Linked DNA regions of Mus musculus: region 2 is linked to region 1. The links are chromatin contacts, found by Hi-C or POLR2A ChIA-PET in ENCODE. All regions are on one chromosome and are shown on one strand. Each heading gives the region's core, a stretch centred on a gene start or an enhancer-like site at or near the end of the contact. The rest is flanking DNA. Distances are from core to core; before and after follow the strand shown.

The links. Hi-C counts contacts between places; a loop is a spot of excess contacts on that map. ChIA-PET counts read pairs that join two places held with the same protein, here RNA polymerase II (POLR2A).
Region 2: a loop to region 1 is called in a map of heart, with 3 times the contacts of the local background. The contact joins the promoter of Slc30a5 here to the promoter of Taf9 in region 1. A Hi-C loop is called at or near these places in 1 of 37 maps with a recorded cell type or tissue (heart). POLR2A ChIA-PET finds 5 or more read pairs at or near these places in 1 of 5 experiments (Patski).

Annotation. Positions count from the first base shown.
Region 1 is chr13:100,648,509-100,653,936 of GRCm38, forward strand. It overlaps Taf9 (TATA-box binding protein associated factor 9), which reads left to right and starts at 2,835. Exons shown (of 3, transcript NM_027139.5): 1 at 2,835-2,937. It overlaps Rad17 (RAD17 checkpoint clamp loader component), which reads right to left and starts at 2,553. Exons shown (of 17, transcript NM_001044371.2): 1 at 2,442-2,553; 2 at 1,170-1,273. The coding sequence starts at 1,211. Ak6 (adenylate kinase 6) reads left to right here and starts at 2,835. Exons shown (of 5, transcript NM_027592.3): 1 at 2,835-2,937. The coding sequence starts at 2,910.
Region 2 is chr13:100,830,361-100,835,788 of GRCm38, forward strand. It overlaps Slc30a5 (solute carrier family 30 (zinc transporter), member 5), which reads right to left and starts at 3,067. Exons shown (of 16, transcript NM_022885.2): 1 at 2,741-3,067. The coding sequence starts at 2,817.

The DNA of each region.
Region 1 (5,428 bases), core at 1,585-4,084:
ATCAGAAAAGGAGGGAACTTATAGTTGTGAACTCCTTGTTAGATAATATTCCTCTCACAGACAGACTCCAAAACTGAAATTGAGAATAAGGCTTATGGGAAGAAATGTGGACTGATAACTATTTTATCAATCTAATCCACACGTCACCCTTTGGTCAAAGGGTCAAAAATATTATCAGAAGTAGAAGAAAGAAGATGTACAGAAAGAAAAAAATGTTGTCATAGCCACCTGACTCATTTCTTCTATGTCAAAGGATTGACAATGATACTATAATCATTTTCTTCCTGCTATATTTAAAAGTGCATGAAAATAGTTTTATACTAAACCTTCTGAAGACAATATTGATTTGTATGTTATTTATACACGTTGTACTTTTATTTCTTACTTCCATCTACCGTGAGAAAGAAAAACAGCAAAGTTATATAATTTACTTGAAATCAGAAAAAAAGGGCTGGTGAGATGGCTCAGTGGGTTAGAGCACCCGACTGCTCTTCCAGAGGTCCGGAGTTCAAATCCCAGCAACCACATGGTGGCTCACAACCATCTGTAACAAGCTCTGATGCCCTCTTCTGGGGTATCTGAAGACAGCTACAGTGTACTTACATATAATAAATAAATAAATCTTTAAAAAAAAAAAAAAAAGAAATCAGAAAAAAAATTAGAGTTCCCTTAGGGAAACGGCTCCCAGTTCTCTTGCATGAGTCTACACTTCCTCACAATTCCTATCTTGCTGAAAAAGGACACACTGACTGAACATCAGGTAGAGCCTGTGGTTAAGCTAGCCAACAACCACATATGTATCTCTTAAGAGTAACTGGAATTACAAATGCTTTTTCAAAACTGGGCGTAGTGGTTCAAGCCCTTAATCCCAGCACTCAGAAGACAGAGGCCAGCCAGATCTAAAATTGAGTTCCAAGATATCCAAGTCTACAAAAAGAAACTGTTTTGAAAAAGTAAAAGAGAGAAGAAAAGAAAATTAAAGAAAAGAAAAAAAGGAGGCTTTTCATAATTATGGTTATAGTTGTTTTGCAGCTTACCAGACTTCAGATCACTGATTGTAACAGACACTGGACTATCACTACTTTGACAGGCATAAAGCACTGAGAACAAACAAACTTTTCTCATTTTCTTTAGGCAATCACCACATGACCATTTTATGTATATCATACCTTTGTGGAAGACACCTTTGGTCTAAGGAAAGTTTCTGACATTATAAACTTTAACAGTTCCCATCAGTAGCATACAATTTAGAGTATGTTGAAGTATAATTCACCTTGGGGAAAAAAGAAAAACAGCTCAAATTATTTAAAAAAAAACTGTAAATACAGGATTAATACCAAAATACATAATCAACCAAGAAATAAGGGCTCAAATAAAGATGTTAAAATCTTAAAGTAAATTTTAAATGATTACAATTTAATCAGATAATCTATCTATGATGGTATAATATAAATAAAAGCTGTTCATAAAAACTCAATGATGGGGCTGGAGAGATGGCTCAGCGGTTAAGAACACTCACTGACTGCTCTTCCGAAGGTTCTGAGTTCAAATCCCAGCAACCACATGGTGGCTCACAACCATCTGTAACAAGATCTGACACCCTCTTCTGGAGTGTCTAAAGACAGCTACAGTGTACTTACATATAATAAATAAATAAATCTTAAAAAAAAAAACTCAACGATGAATGAAACAGAAAAACCATATATTTGTGCACTTACCTTTTATTATAAAGAAAAACTAATCCCATATAAACATTTTTATTTTTATGCTGAAAATTGTATTTCATGTCATGCTACCAAGTACTGTGGATTTACAATTTAAGGGGGAAAAAATGAAATGAGACTCATTAGTCACTTTGGATAAATGTATATATTGGAAGGTGCACCCATCTATTTTAGAGTTGTAGGTACACACAAGCCCACACGCTGAAAACTTTGGCACCCAATAAAACAAATCATCTTCTCCTATCTAATTTAGGATTATGGCCTGACCTTTCAAAGGGACACAAAAACGTCTGCTTAAGAAATTATAGTTGTCGAAATGAAAGATGCTCAATGATCAGGGCTCTTTGAAAACAAGACTGACAGTCACCTCCTTCGATAAACAAACAACCGTCTCTGATGATATCAGGCTCGGGAAACGCGCCGGAGATAACGAGAACTTCAACACTACCCCTAGCCTATCCACCTCCACCTCACACACTGCACAGGGGACAGGGACACAAAGCTCACACGTCAGTCCTTAGGTGTTTCTGCAATCACCAGTGAGCGGAGCTGACACCTCGCACCATGGCTCCAGGCCAGGGCTCCTCACCTACATCCTACACCAGTCCAGACTGGAGGGCGGGCCGGGAAGGACACAGCCCAGGTATGCGTGAAGACACAGCTGACCTCACGCCTCTGGGATATTAATAAATCAAGCGGAAGCCGCGGCGTCCTTACTTTCCGGGAGCTGCGTCCCCTCGCGGGCGGAAAAAAGCGGAGAACCGGGGCTGTACTTCGCCACCCAGCCCTCCCGGCTCAGCCGCAGGCTGTTGGAGGGCCCGCCTCCTGGGGACCTTCCTCACGGACGGCGCTTCCGCGACGCAGCCAGAGGGGAGGGGCCGGCAAGCGAGCAAGGGACGTAGGCGTCCAGCGCACTGCCTGACCCGAAACGCAGGCGGGTCTCGGGGCCCGGCTTCCCACCATTAGATGGAAGCGTAGGACCCGAGGCCAGCGGAGTTCCTGGTGCGTGCCGAGGTAGGGTCTGAGTGCGTGCGAGCCCGGCGGAGGGCCTCGAGGGAACCTAGCCGCGTACAGGCGCACGAGACCGCCCCTCCGCACGCACGCCCGCCCTTTCCGGTTCCTCCCTGGCAAGCGCGTCGGGGCGGGCGCGTGAGCGGAGGCTTTGGCTGCAGGGGAAGGAGGACTATGAAGCTTCCGAATATCCTGCTCACCGGTTAGGGCGCGCAACGGGGTCGGGTCGGGCCGGGCCGGGGTTTGCCGAGGGCTGTGAGGTCCCGGGGGCGCTCCGCAGGCCGCGCGGCGTGCCGTGTCGGCTGGCGCGTCAGGACCCGGCGCTCGCGACCGTTGGGGTGGGGGGCGGGGGAAGCGGCGGAGGCGGCGGTTCGGTTGGTCAGACGCCGCGCCGAGGAGAGGGAGAGCGGCAGGCCGGCTCCTGCTCTCCCGCTGCCCCGTCGCTCCGCCGGACGCTTGGCCTTTGTCAATCTGGTATCTTTGCCTGGAGAACGGGCTGCTGAGCCTTTGTCGCGGTCGGGCTTGGGGTTTTTAAAAATCGAGGTGCGGTGAGGCAGTTTTTAGCCGTTAGGAGATGTGGTGATGGTGGGTACCCCAGTCTTTGGGCCTTCTTGGTCGTCACCTTCTTATTTTATTTTTTATTTTTAGATACCCCTTTGCTTTTGAGAAACACTTCCCGAAAGGTTTCTGTAGATGATTTTTGGGATGCTTGTGAAGAGACGTGACTAATGAACTGTTACTTTGTTCGGTTCGCGCCACGGGCTTTGTTGTTGTTTCAGTGTTAAGGTTTCTGAGCGTTTGTGGTGATCTGGAGCTGATCGTGGGTGGGACGTTTCGGAGCTTTAATAAGAAAGGTTAAGTTGTAGCGTTTAGTAGCGTCATAGGCCAGTTGTACAAAGATGGGATGGATATAGATAAAGATGCCATCACTTTACTGAAAAAAGTTCAGCTGCTGTTTTGTCAGGTAACGAATCAGGTGAGGTTGTTGTCTGTCTTAGCTCTGCAGGCTTTAGCTTTGAGATTCCTTAGGAACATTTTACAATATCTGATTTGCATGGCCAGACAGTTTCTTGGGGCTTTCAGATTCTGAAGCCAGTAGGCTGCAGAGAATGCTGTAGATCAGTTGGTAGACTACTCACTAGTAGGCAGGAAGCCCTGGAATCAGGTCCCCAGAACAACATAGACTAGATGGGGTGGCATATGTCTGTTATTCCAATACTAGGGAGGATGAGAAGTCAAAGGCCAACCTAGAACCGTGCCGGTTGGCGGGAGGGGGGAAAGCAGTGGGGAGGGACGGACAAGAGTTACATCATAAGAACTCTGTAGATCTGAATGGGAGTGTTGAATACAGAAAGGGTTCACGAGCGCTGAGTAAGAGTTGGGATTGATGTGTTCTTACAGTGGAAGTATATTTTTTTTGACTATAGAGACATGATTTTTCAGGATTTCTTACAATGTTCAAGTTGACATAAGTTTGAACATTATGCATTTGATTGTCTTAAGGGTATTAGCTATAAGCAGGGCAGTGGTGGCACAAGCCTTTAATCCCAGCACTTGGGAGGCAGAGGCAGGCGGATTTCTGAGTTCGAGGCCAGCCTGGTCTACAGAGTGAGTTCCAGGACAGTCAGGGCTACACAGAGAAACCCTGTCTCGAAAAAAAACAAAAACAGGGGGAAGTGGAGGGTATTAGCTGTAAAAGGAGAAAAGCAAACTATGTATAGTGTCATTTATAAGGGTATCTATGCTGTGTGGATATATACAGTGTGTATGTATACACTTACTTAAATACACACCAAGTATCCCTTAGATACACACAAACACATAGAAAGTTAAGTAAGAAACTGGTTTAAAGTAGCTCCCTCTGGGGAAGGTATTTCTGTTAGGGGAAATGGTAGTAATGGTATTGCTCATACTAAACTTTTTTTCCATTGAATTTTTTTTTTTAAGATTTATTTATTATATGTAAGTACACTGTAGCTGTCTTCAGACACCCCAGAAGAGGGCATCAGATCTTATTAAGGATGGTTGTGAGCCACCATGTGGTTGCTGGGATTTGAACTCACGACCTTTGGAAGAGCAGTTGGTGCTCTCAACTGCTGAGCCATCTCTCCAGCCCCATTGAATGTTTTTTTGGGGGGTGGGGGTTTGTTTGGTTTTTTTGTTTGTTTGTTTGTTTTGGTTTTGGTTTGGTTTGGTTTTGGTTTTTCGAGACAGGGTTTCTCTGTGTAGCCCTGGCTGTCCTGGAACTCACTCTGTAGACCAGGATGGCCTCGAACTCAGAAATCCACCTGCCTCTGCCTCCCCAGTGCTGGGATTAAAGGCGTGCGCCACCATGCCCGGCCCATTGAATGTTTTTTAAGCTTTTTATTAACGCAATAAGTGATAATAGTGTATTTGAGGTGCCTAATTTTTTTGTTTTGTTTTTTTGTTTGTTTGTTTTTTTAAGACCGGGTTTCTCTGTATAGCTCAAGCTGTCTTGGAACTTACTTTGTAGACCAGGCTGGCCTTGAACTCAGAAATCCGCCTGCCTCTGCCTCCCGAGTGCTGTGATTAAAGGCATGGGCCACCACGCCCGGCAAGGTGTCTAATTTTATGCTGGGAATTTTGTTGTTGGCAGGCAGAATTGGCATCAAAATTGCTGCAGTCCTATCCCTGGAGATTAGGATATAGACACTAGTAGACAGTAATTTCTG
Region 2 (5,428 bases), core at 1,817-4,316, 180 kb after region 1:
TTTTCTCCACATTTACAATCATGCACATAACTCAAGAGCTTTCTGCTTATAATTATCAAATTAGAAAAATTACTTCAACTTTTAAATATAGTATTCTTTGATTTAAAAAATTCCTTTATTACATATATTATTATTATTACTATTATTTGTGTGTGTGTGCATGTGTGCTCGCATAAGAGCATATGAAGTCAGAAACTCACAGAGTTGGCTCTCTCCTCCCATACAGGTCCAAGGGGTCAAATTCAGGCCATCAGTCTTGGCGGTAAAGACCTGTACCTGCTGAACTGTCTTGCTAGTTCCTGGATTTTTTTTTTTGTTGTTGTTGTTTTGTTTTTGTTTTTTAAAGACAGGGCTTCTTTTTGTAGCTCTGGCCTGGAGCTCAGAGATCGCCTGCCTCTGCCTCCCAAGTGCTGGGATTAGCTGTGTGCCACCACATCCTCAAGCGTCTGCAGTCTTTGATTGTCAAAGTTCTAGTTACTACAACTTCCTGCTGGACATCTAGACAAGACTAGTTAAGGCTAAGTAACCATACACAGAAACACCGCAGTTCATATTAAGGGGGGAAATGACTGGTAGGTGAAGACAGGGATGGGAGACTTTCTTATACAGGTTACTGAGCCTCTGGGCAGAGCTGGGGCATTCAACCCAGCTCCCCAACTCAGGAACCACTGCTTGCTATTAAGTGACCAAATAAAAATATAACTGGTCTTCTATGTGGTTGGTTAGAAATTTCTTCAGGTCTCTAAACTCGCAATTATTAAATTTTGGATATGAGTTTATAGTTCCTTCTTGAAATGTGTCCACTGCTGCCACTCACAGTCTCTAGATATCAAGAGAGGAGGAGGGCATGGGGGCAGGTACGAGGGAGAATATGCCCAAACAATGTACACACATAAGCACTTGCTGCGTGTGTGAGCGTGAGCCCCTGGCACTCACGTAAGGCCAGGGTGTCAGTCACTGCACTACAGAGGCAGAGGGAAGCCTGAGGCTGCTAGGCCGCATCCAGGCCCAGAGAGGGCCTCTGCCTCAAGGAACAGGCCATACCAGCACATAATTCACACACATATACAGCAAAGCTGCTGACCAGGTACAGCGGCCTATGTTAGCACTTGCAAAGCTAAGGAAGGAGGTGGCCAGTTGTGGACACCATGGTATAATATCTTGTCTCAAAAATAATTTTGATGTATAATAATAATAATACTAGTTCAATTCAATGAATTCAAGCATTCATAGGTGTAAACAGAAGGCATGCATAGTAAATACACAGATTCTGAAACAACTCAGACTGCCAGGTCATTCATTAGTTGTGTGACCTTAGGCAACTCAGTTTCCTGCCCTATCAAACAAGGATACTACTACTTAGCTTGTAGTGTTCTTGGAAAGACTAAAGGGATCTATACACTAAGAGTCTTTGGGGCATAGGAGGTACTCAGCAAATGCTGGCAGCCCTGACCACTGGAATTTGTGCACTCAGGCATAAAAATAACCACACTGGAAGGATCTGATCATTTCGAATGTTGCAGTTAAGATCCAGTGCTCGAGCATACAGAAAACTCTGGAAACCTGAAATCCCTTGAAATTCAGCCAGCTCTGAGTCAAAATTTGAATTCTGTAATAACCTACGATAGAAGGGCAACTCTGCCAAGCAAATAATACAGGTAAGTTGGCAAAGGATGTTTACCACGTTTAAACTATTTATACTCTCACTCTCCCCCCCCCCCCATCCTTGAACTGTTTGAGAGTAAATGAAGTATATCACATTTTACCCTTGTATTTCCTAAAAATATGGCAACTCTGCTATGAAATCTGGAGTTATCAACAGGAAATTTAACAAAGATCTGATACTTTAATCTGTCTCCATAGTCCAATTTTGTGACCTGACCTAGTCTTGTCCCTTCTATTACTTCCCTTTATTACCAAACCATAGCACTAGCCCCTTCTGCATCTAGCTGTTTTATGGTCACTGGTTGACACGTGACATGCTATAAATGAATTGCTGAAAATAGACAGAAAACCAAATGCATTCTGCAAATCCCGCAGTTGGTTTAAATTCTACTCGGCATATGGGTTCCACCCCCACCCCCCCAGACAAAAGTTAGCTGGTATCGCTGTAACCACGGTCTAAGAACCTTTTCAAAAACAATCACGAAATCTCATCGTACATACTGCTAACCAGTTTGAACGAAATTGTTGGGCTTTATTTAACACCACCTCAGAACTTAGGACAGGACCTAAGGGCACAACTGGCTAGAGGCTTTAGGAAAAGGAAAATAATTTAGGCTGGAGGAAAAGTAAAGAATTTCCACGCTACGAATCCCCGTACGGCATGAGTTTTGGGGGAGAGGGGGAACGTACATTTCGTACTATTAGAATAAGCCCCCACCTCTCCCCACAAAACCACGGCAACGAAAACTCGATGACAGGGTTGCATTTTTGCTGTGCTGTATACCCAAGTTCATCGGCTTGTACTTTGGTTTCTTCGCCTGAGACGGTGACACCTTGCGCATATCCTCTGGGCGAGCCGTGGGACAGGCTACGGAGCCCTGCGTTACTTAAGTGGCAGGGAGGGACATTCAGATCCTCTCTCTCTAGGGACTGGAACCTGGCAGGCAGTGCGTCCCGAGCCCAGACTCCCGCCCGCTCGCCGATCTCAAGCCACGGACCGCAGAGGTAGCCCGCGGGGTCCGAGCAAGGCGGGAAGCTTGTCCGCACCGCCGGCGGCCGTGGAATCCCACCTTACCGGGCGCTGGGCACGTCCACCGGCCCGAGGCCACCGCCGGGCCCGGGCCGCGCGTCCCCGCCGTACTTCTCCTCCATGCAGGCTCAGGAGCCGCTGCCCGCGCCGCGGGCTCTCCTCATGGCTCGCCGCCGCTGCGGAAGCGCGGGCGCAGGCGCGTCACTCCCCCATGTCAGCAGCGTCCTCGCAAGCTCGGCAGTCTCCGCCGCTAGCCCGGGCTCGGCAAGCAGGCACACGCACGCTGGGCGGGACTAGGCCGCGGGCTGTTCCGGCAGCGCCGTTCCCCGGAGGCCGTACGGGCAGGAACGTTACCGGGCCACGTCATCCGCCCCGGCAGCCCTCACTCCCGGGGGAGTGACCAATCCTGCGCCTGCGCGCTGGTGGACACGTGGCTTCGCTTCACTCAGGCTCCTCCCACCGCTGGGAAGGCTCCGCTCGACCCGCCCCCTCCTCGCGTCTTCAAGAGAAGCCCCTAAGAGGTCCCTGCAGCGCCACCTAAGGTCCATCTTGGCTACAGCGTGTTCTCCTCGCTCGAGGGATGGATGGATGGTCCCCTAGAAAATGCATATTTGTGTTAACAAACAGAGCTTAGCCCTTTGCTTCAGGGTTCTTCTTTCTTAAACGGCTTCACTTTGTAGCCCAGATAGACCTAGAACTCAGCATGTAGCCCAGGCTAGCCTCATAAACCTGGATGATGAATTTCAGGCGTGAGCCACATATAGGCGTTGCTAACTCAAGTGCATTAACGGTTTTTTTTTGTTTTTTTTTTTTTTTTTTTTCTAATGAGAAAGCTAAAAGTTTTTTGAAGTGCCTGTGACTCCCACAAAGAGATTATTATTTTTGGATTTCTGATGATACGATAACGCAGAGTGGGAGGCTAAAACAATGGAGAAAGGCAACTGCTTGTGGATTTAATTGTTGGGCAGGAGTACAGGCTAACCTGCTCAAGTGTGTGAGAGGGAACACAGAAGGAAGGGGCTACAGGTGTGCTATTGTAAACAATTTTATTCCCTTTCTAAAAATATTGATTTTCTTCAATCCTGTCTTTGAAATGATATTACTTAGTGTAGACATATCTATATAAAAGCTATTTTTTTACAGGTACCTGGGTCTCTATTGGTCTGAGTCTCAATAATTGTGGACATCTTGGTCAGCATGGTGGCGCATGCTTCTAATCCCAATTATAGCCAGAGGCAGTTTGAAGCCAGCCTGGTCTACATACTGAATTCTAAGCTAGCCAGGACTACAAGGTGAGATCCTGTCTCAAAAGGAACAAGAAAAGAAATAAACAATTGTAGTCACTTGACCTATCTGTTGTTTAGTTTTCCTCCCGTTCGTCGTTTGTTGTTGTTATATAGAGGCAAGGTCTTATGTAGCCTAGGCTGGCTTCCAACTTGATATATAGCTAAGGACGGACTGGAACTCTGGTCTCCCTGCTTCTGTCTTCCAAGTGCTGGCATTATAGGCACACACCCCCTTTCCGGAAAGTAGGAATAGTAATATCTATATTATAAAGCTGTTCAGAGGGAATGTGAGTGGCATTTAGTATTACTCAGTAAGTGTTAGCTATTATTACTGAGGGAGGTTTGGACTGGTGATTTGAAGGAGAAAGTGGGGTTTCCAGAAGGACAAATCATAATTAGTTGATACTATTCTACTGAATTTGAACACACACAAAGAGTCCAAGTGACATGTATGTGAGCAAGCTAGCAAAGGCTTTACCTTTAATCTGTGGTAGAGAGTAGTTAGCAAGCTGAGAGCAAGACTCAGCTGACAGTGTAACATGTTAAAGTCTGGAGGTTTTCCAAAGAGCATCTGATAAACAGGAAAGGCTGGCAAAGAGTTTGTGAGTCATTTCATATTGATAAATTAAAAGGAGAAGAAGAAGAAGAAGAAGAAGGAGAAGAAGAAGAAGAAGAAGAAGAAGTAGTAACAGAAGCAGAAGAAGAAGTAACAGAAGCAGAAGAAGAAGTAACAGAAGCAGAAGCAGAAGAAACAAGGAACAAACCTTTTAGTTAGACTGGTGGCAAGTGCCTGTGCTCTTCCCAGCACAGGGAAAGCCTCAGGGTTTAAAAGATTGCCTGGAGAGGGGGTGGGGGGGTGGGAGGGGAGGAGAAGGGAAGGGAAGAAGAAAGAGAAAACCTTAGGGGTTGACACTCTTACTTGAGACCTCAGTAAAGGTTTTTCACGCTACACGCCGAGCCGGGAGGCAGGTACAGTCTGGAGAAGCTACAGACGCACACATTCCTGTTTGAAGCAAGTAAAAGACTGACAATACAACATAGCCTCACTGCGACTGTTTTTAGTGTGTGTGTGTGTGTGTGTGTGTGTGTGTGTGTGTGTTTCATTGGGATCTTGTTGTTTTTTAAACTCATCATGTATATGGGTTTCTTTTCTGTTGTTATAAAACACCATGGCCTAGGTGCCCTCCAGAAGAAGGGGTATTCGGTTTATGCTTCCGTAGGGTCAGGAGCCTGTCATGGCAGGAACGGTGGCAGGAAATGGAGGACGAGGAACGGTGGCAGCAGGCAGAGTGGCAGGAAATGGAGGACGAGGGCTCACGTCTTCAACTACAAGCTTGAAGCACAGAGAGCAAGCCAGAAGTCGGCTTTTTAGCCTCAAACGTCTTCCCATCCCTAGCGACATACTTCTTTCAGCAAGGTCACTCCTCCTAAACCTACCCAAGCATCA